3 separate regions of the Mus musculus genome follow, and all the other regions are linked to region 1. The links are chromatin loops, found by intact Hi-C in ENCODE. Cell type or tissue: gastrocnemius. All regions are shown on one strand. Region 1 has its middle 27 kb from the start of Gm39445. Region 2 overlaps Map2k6 (mitogen-activated protein kinase kinase 6). Region 3 overlaps Map2k6 (mitogen-activated protein kinase kinase 6).

What was found. A loop is a pair of places that touch in the nucleus more often than their neighbours do. Peaks named below come from ENCODE experiments on the same cell type or tissue, not always from the same donor. Only the 100,000 strongest peaks of a DNase experiment are listed, where the experiment ranks them.
Region 2: a loop joins it to region 1, with 7 times the contacts of the local background. A loop is called at or near these places in 39 of 42 quality-filtered maps.
Region 3: a loop joins it to region 1, with 4 times the contacts of the local background. A loop is called at or near these places in 39 of 42 quality-filtered maps.

What each region holds. Positions count from the first base shown.
Region 1 is chr11:110,363,712-110,366,211 of GRCm38, forward strand. No RefSeq gene overlaps it. Among named protein-coding and RNA genes, the nearest start is that of Gm39445, 27 kb to the left of the region's middle. In gastrocnemius, a CTCF peak has its summit at 1,493 (motif pointing right); a DNase peak (open chromatin) is centred at 1,496.
Region 2 is chr11:110,494,990-110,497,489 of GRCm38, forward strand. Map2k6 (mitogen-activated protein kinase kinase 6) reads left to right here. Exons shown (of 12, transcript NM_011943.3): 8 at 1,350-1,477. Among named protein-coding and RNA genes, the nearest start is that of Gm39446, 19 kb to the left of the region's middle. In gastrocnemius, CTCF peaks have their summits at 525 (motif pointing right) and 1,319 (motif pointing left); a DNase peak (open chromatin) is centred at 1,295; H3K27ac peaks cover 751 bases.
Region 3 is chr11:110,482,426-110,484,925 of GRCm38, forward strand. Map2k6 (mitogen-activated protein kinase kinase 6) reads left to right here. Exons shown (of 12, transcript NM_011943.3): 2 at 114-180. Among named protein-coding and RNA genes, the nearest start is that of Gm39446, 6.9 kb to the left of the region's middle. In gastrocnemius, a CTCF peak has its summit at 986 (motif pointing left); a DNase peak (open chromatin) is centred at 962; H3K27ac peaks cover 920 bases.

The sequences.
Region 1 (2,500 bases):
GGGAACCTCAGTTGAGAAAAAGACTGCCATAAGATGCAGCTGGAAGGATTTTTCTTAATTAGTGATTGATAGGGGAAGGGCCCAGCCCATTGTGGTGCGGTTCCCTGGGCTGGTAGTTCTTGGCTCTATAAAAAAGTAGGCTGCAGTGATGAGCAAGCCAGGAAGCAGGATCTCTCCATGGCCTCTGCATCAGCTCCTGCCTCTAGGTTCTTGCCCTGTTTTAATTCCTTCAATGATGCAGAGCAATATCGAAGCATAAGCCAAATAAATCATTTTTCTCCCCAACTTGATTTTTGGTCATAGTGTTTTGTCACAACACTAGAAGCCCTGACTAAGACAGAGGGAGGGCTGAAGAGATTTCTCAGTGGTTAAGAGCACAGACTGTTTGCCAGAAGACCTGAGTTTTCTTTCCCGAGCTTAAGTTGGATGGATCACCACTCCAACTTCAGAGGGTCTTATGCCCTCTTCTGATGTGTGCACTCACCCTACCACCACCACCCATGTATATACATAATTACAATTAAAAACACATCTTGCCGGACGTGGTGGCGCACGCCTTCAATCCCAGCACTTGGGAGGCAGAGGCAGGTCGATTTCTGAGTTCGAGGCCAGCCTGATCTACAGAGTGAGTTCTAGGTCAGCCAGGCTACACAGAGAAACCCTGTCTCGGAAAAAAAAAAAAAACACATCTTAAAAACCAAGCCAAACAAACAAAACCAACATAATACAGGCTAGAAAGATGGCTCCACAGTTAAGAGTACTGGTTACTCTTAACCAAGATTCCCAGAACTCACTTGGTGGCTCACAACTGTCTGTAACTCCTGGCCCAGGAGATCCAATGCTCTCTTTTGGCCTCTGAGGGCACCAGGCACAGATCTTATACAGGCAGGCAAAACACTCATACACATAATATAAAATTAAAGGGAAAATTAAATTAAAACATAACAGAAGGGCTAACTCAACCTACTTTTTAAAACACACACATATATTACACACTTTAGATTACAGTACAGCATTTTAGCTTAATGCATTATACATATGACATAGAAATATATGTACATATATGATACTCCATTAAATGAATGCTAGCTTATCCTAATACGTGCATACATTAATTCCCTATGACAAATACAAAACCTTTAGAGAAATCTACCGATTGACTTCTTTTTCATTCCCACAAATAACAAGACAGCCACATAGCTATATCTGAAAACATTTGTTTTGTGTAAATACATGCCCACATTTCCTCTATAAATATATAACATTCCCTGCTAACTCAATTCTGTCACTTTTTGTGTGCTAGACTATAATTTCATATCATGTCTATATAAGAAAACAGATTATAAAAAAGAAACAAAATAAGAGAAAAGGGAAAACAGTTTACAACATCAGATATTTGTTTCAACAATAAAAACTATTTACTTATCTTTATGTTTTACCTGCCTGTTTATGTGCAGCACATATATATGTGTGTAATGCCCATGGAGGCCAGAAGAGGGTGCCAGAGCCTCTGAAACTGGGGTTCAAGGTAGTTGTGAACCTCCTTGTGGATATTGAAAACCAAACCCAGCTTTAAAAGCCAAACCCATTAGCACAATATAACTGCTTTCAACTGCTAAGCCATATCTCCAGCCATATATTTTGAAATAATTTTTATAAAAATGATATTTTGCCGGGCAGTGGTGGCGCACGCCTTTAATCCCACCACTTGAGAGACAGAGGCAGGCGGATTTCTGAGTTTGAGGCCAGCCTGCTCTACAGAGTGAGTTCCAGGACAGCCAGGGCTATACAGAGAAACCCTGTCTCTAAAAACCAAAAAAAGAAAAAAAGAAAAAAAGAAAAAAAGAAAAAGAAAAAGAAAAAGAGAAGAGAAGAGAAGAGAAGAGAAGAGAAGAGAAGGAAAGGAAAGGAAAGGAAAGGAAAGAAAAGAAAAGAAAAGAAAAGAAAAGGAAAGGAAAGGAAAGGAAAGGAAAGGAAAGAAAAGAAAAGAAAAGAAAAGAAAAGAAAAGAAAAGAAAAGAAAAGAAAAGAAAAGAAAAGGAAGAGGTCTCAGCCGCCACACCAGGGCTATCCTGGGACATCCTTAGAGCAGCGCTTTGCCACCTTCCAGTCAGAATAAGAGATTATGTCAAGATGCCCTGCATCAAGACACCTGCCCTGCCACGTGTGGCACACCCCTGCTACACATGACAATGAGTGTGCACAGAGTCATCTCCGCTCTTCCAGGAGGAGTCGGCAAGGAGGACACTGCCCAGTATTTCTTCAGCAGAAGGAAGACCCCCCCAAGTGAGAAGCCTGGCCCCCTTCTTTCTGATAAAAGCCTTACCATCATCCATCCCATGGACTGAATCTAGAAGCAACCCAGACCTATGGAGGATCCCCACTCCCACCCCCACCCCGTAAGGGAAACAAATGATATAAACTATGCTATCGATCATCCGTGGTCAGTCTCAGAAACTAGGACACCTACAACAGCCAGCTTCATTCCGATCTGAATGATG
Region 2 (2,500 bases), 130 kb after region 1:
TAAAGCAGAGCTTTTCCAGGCTACAGGAAGTGGGAAAAAATGACTCTCTCTCTCTCTCTCTCTTTCTCTTTGTCTCTCTTGCTTCTTTACTACCCTTCCTCTTCTCCTGTTAGCTCTTAATTTTCATTTATTTTTATTTGTGTGAGTGCATGCATGTGTGCATGCGTGTGTGTCTTTCTCATGCACACAGAGTGTGGGTGTGCTCACCATGTACACGTGTAGGGAAGGATGTCAGGTCCTTGCTCTGTCACTCCCTGTCCATTTCTTTGAGGCAGGCTCTCACACAGAAGCAGCAGGAAATCCCCAGCGACCCCCAGTTTCCCTACAGAACTGGGTCAGTGGGGTGTATGACCAGGGCTAGCTTTTAATGTGGGCTCTAGGGGTTGAACTCAGGTCTCTCATGCTTGCACTGTGTGTGTGTGTGTGTGTGTGTGTGTGTGTGTGTAGGTGCCCAGCCACCCTCAGCTCTGTCATATATTCATCCAGTTCTTCATCAATCTAATCTATTAGTGCAGAGCCCACAGAGGCCAGAAGAGGGCGTTGGTCTTCTGGAGCTAGAGTTACAGGCTGTTGTGAACTGCCTGATGTGGATGTTGGAGTCTGAGCTTGGGACCTCCAGAACTACAGCAGGTTCTCTAGTGGCTGAGGCATCTCGGTAGCCTCAAAAGCCACCTTTAGTATAGATGTTTTGAATAACATTAAGAAGACCTAAGAGCCGTTTAGGAAAATCTATTCTTTAAAAATTCTATATAGGGATTCTCAATAAAGTGATAAAGTGTGTGTGTGTGTGTGTGTGTGTGTGTGTGTGTGTGTGTGTAATGTGTGTGTTGTACCCTATGTGACTGTGGGCACTTTGTCCTTGTAGAGGTCAAAGGGCAACCTCAGGTGTTGGCCTTTGCCTTCTACCTCCTGTGAGACAGCACTGTGTTGGTCATTGCTGTTTACATCACGTTAGCTGACTCCTGAGCTCCTGTCTCTCCCTTCTCCATACAAAAATGCTGGGATTGAATGCACATTCATTTTCATCCATTGAGCCATCTCTCCAGCCCTCACAGATCACTTTAGTTTGGTAATTTTTTTTTTTTTTTTAAATTCCTACTCCACATATGGGAGCAATGACATAAGATAAGCAGGGGAGACAGGTTTTCCCATTTTGAGATTCACAGTCCTGAAAGACGCAGACAAAGTGTGAAGAATTAAAAGCCCAACTGGAGAGGAACGCGCTGCGTGAGTCAGGGCCTTTGGTGACGTTTGTGTGGGGTATCTTGGCAAAGACAGCCCTGCCAAGGCAAGTGGAGAGTCGAGAGCCCTCTGGTGGCGAAAAAGTAACCCTTTCTTCTCTCCTTCAGACGTCAAGCCTTCTAATGTGCTCATTAACACACTGGGCCAGGTGAAGATGTGTGACTTTGGAATCAGTGGCTACCTGGTCGACTCTGTTGCTAAAACGATCGATGCCGGTTGCAAACCATACATGGCTGTAAGTACCAGCACGTAGCGTGCTTGTGTGCGTCTACCCATGCATGTCTGAGAAATGCACCTGCTTGCAAAACCAGGCAAGAAAGTAAGAAATGCATGCCTATAATGGAGAATTGGAATGAACCTCGGATTTGAGAAAGATTCTGCCTTGTGTCATTTTCTTAGAGGTTTTATGTCAGAAATCATTTTCACTCGCTCCCAATGTTGTCACCATCCTTTGAGGTTGCTATAACAAAATACTGTAAACTGGACACCTTACAGAACACAGTTTTGTTTTTTTTTTTTTTTTTTTTTTTTTTTGACTCTTTTTGCTCTGGCAAGTCCAAGATCAAGATATTGGAAGACGCAGGTTGTGGATGCTGGAGTCTGTGGTGAGGGCCCGCTTCTCTGCCTTATTTGAGGTTCCTGTTGCGTTCTCAAGTGGTGGAAGGAGCAGGGACCTCTCTAAGGCTTCTTTTATGAGGATACTAACCTCATTCATGAGGAACCTACCCCAAATCTACAGCCATCCAATAGAAACAAGACTTCCTGCTATGGTCACAGGTGGCATACTTTTTTTTTTTTTAATTTTATTTTTATGAGTACACTGTAGCTGTCTTCAGACACACCAGAAGAGGGCATCGGATCCCATTACAGATGGTTGTGAGTCACCACGTGGTTGCTGGGAATTGGACTCAGGACCTCTGGAAGAGCAGTCATCTTGCCGCGGAGCCATCTTGCCAGCCCCTGTGGGATATGGTTTTAACATGTACATTTTGGGATGACACAGAGACACAAACCATAGCATATATATTGCCTTTCGGAATTATCTCAAAGGGGCGTGTTATTTGAAAATGCATGTAAGTAGTAGGCACTTGCACTCAGTTTTACACACTGACTCACACCCGAATGTTAGCTTGATTGCTAAGGATAGAAGACTATGGAGATCTTAAATTATCCACACAAGGGAGCTCTGGTCATCACAGAATGGCCAACTGGAGGAATACATTTATCTTAGAAGGGACTTGAGTTTGAGATTGAAAAC
Region 3 (2,500 bases), 120 kb after region 1:
GCAAGATGTATTCCGAGCCTTTGCTGACTTTCTCCCTTTGCTTGGGAAGTCTCTTCCCTCGCTCTTTTGCGGTAAGGTGAACTTTAACTTTTTCCTTATGTCCTTCCCCGTAGGCAAGAAGCGAAACCCGGGCCTTAAGATTCCAAAAGAAGCGTTTGAACAGCCTCAGACCAGTTCCACGTAAGTTGGCCGGATGATGGTTCCATTCCAAACACTTGTATTTTACGAGCTTGCTGTGGGGCTCAATTTTTTTGGACCCGTGAGCAAGGTCTTCAGTTTGCACATGGCTGTTGGAAAATACATTCAGCCCTTTGAGAGGAAAGTTCTTTGCTCACGTTTCTGAGCTCTAAAACAGACTTCTAGTCTACACTGACCCACAGCTTTGAAGTCAGTGTCTCAGATTACTGGCTGTGTGAGAGCTATATACCATATGGGAGCTGAGATCCTATATATATATACCCAGCAAGTTCCCCAGGTGTGGACTGGCTCAACACTCCCCTCTAGATACCAACGAACAAACAAATAAATCCATGTGTTTATGTGTGTGTGTGTGTGTGTGTGTGTGTATGTGTGTGTGGCAATAATACTCTTAAAATTGAGTTGAAATGGGAGGGTGGTATTTGATGGTATTCATGGCATTTTGACACTTAGTCCTGACTGTAGGTACAGAACAAACGAAGGGAATGCCTCTTGATTAGCGGAAGCTGTCACCCAAAGCCCTAAGTGAGCTCAGGTCCTCTTGCATGTCTGTGAGGTTGGCTGGGTATCTCCCATGCAGCTGGAGGTCTTAAGAATCAATGCATCTGTGTCCAAGGAGTGGGGAATCCAAGACCATAAACCATGAAGCGCTGGAGCGGCAGAGCAAGAACGGAAGAGCCCAACCCTGAGTCTGTTTAACCTCAATTCACTAAGCCTCCTGGTAAAGGCAGTTTGACCTTAGCTGTGAAGCATCGTATCAGAAAGAGCACCCCCTAGTGTTAGGATGTGCTCATGAAAATGACCGAGAGATTGTCCAGGATAGAAAGGCCCTGGCTTGCCATGCAGCAACAGAGAGAGACTTTCTAGGGTTGCCGATAGACTGAATTCAGTTGGAATATTCCTTTCATGATGATGTGTAGGAGGAAATTCTTCCTCTTCCTACGTGAATATCGGGTTTGTCTGAAGGGAATTTTTCGTCTGCATAGTTTGCCATTCTCTCCAACTGTAAATGTGAAAAAAATAAAATGTGACCCTAATTCCTTAGCATTCCTCTCTGGCTTGTAGAGCATGCAGTAAACTATGACTCTTCCTCGTGCTATCTGTAAAGGACTTTATGGGATCGCACTTTGACATGGTTATAGTTAGAGGGGGTTGCCGAGGAATGAGCATGAGACTCCAGTGTACTCTTGGCTGAGTCTATAGACACCCGCCTGCCTGCTTGTTAACAACTTATACAACTCTACAGTGTTCTCATAACCAAGGAAGCCATGCTGGCGCACATGCGAGAACTTACTTGAGTTCACTAGCCATACAAGTGGTCGCGTGTGTGTGTGTGTGTGTGTGTGTGTGTGTGTGTGTACTTGCCTGTGGAGTTCAGAGGGAATCCATTTTCTCTTTCCACCAAGTGGCTCCCAGATACTGAGCTCAGGACCCCAGGTTTGGTAAAGCCGAGATTGTTCTCCACTGAGCTACCCTGCCTTCCTGTGACTGGCTGTTGAGTTATTTATGTATTCTACGCACAAGGACTTTCCCAGTTATCTCATTTGACACTACTTCTTTCAGCATGTAATTCATCTTTTTCATTCTTTCATTGGGCTTTTTTTTTTAAACAGGGCAGAAAAATTTGATTTGATGAAATATTATATATTTTTGATTATATATATATATATATATATATATATATATATATATATATATATATATACACACACTGTAGCTATCTTCAGACGCACCAAAAGAGGGCATCCGATTCCATTACAGATGGTCATGAGCCACCATGTGGTTGCTGGGAATTGAACTCAGGACTTCTGGAAAAGCAGTCAGTGCTCTTAACCGCTGAGCCATCTCTCCAGCCCTGGAATATTATTTATTAGTTGTTATTCTTCCTACAGATTATGCCTCTGATACATAAGAACTCTTGTTACCTCTGGCCCTGAGGATTCTCAGTGATCCTGCTTAGAAACTGTACCTTTACCTTGAAACCCAAGGTCCATTTGGAGCTCAGGTTTTGTACACTGTCTATTGCACTGAGGGTTTTGGGTTTGTTTTTGTTGACACATTTCCAGTTGATGTAGTTCAGATGGCTGTGAACTGTCCCTTCCCTGTTGAATTGCCATTTTCATTTGTCTGATAGTAATTGGGCTATTTCTGCATTTTTTTTTCTATTCTGTTCTCTTGACTTTTCTGCTCTTTCTCTGGGCTCACGATATCTTATTATGTCATAGGGAATGTGGTTTCTCCTATTTTGCTCTTTTGGAAAATTAATTTTTTTTTGTTTTCTTAGGTTTTTGTAATACACACA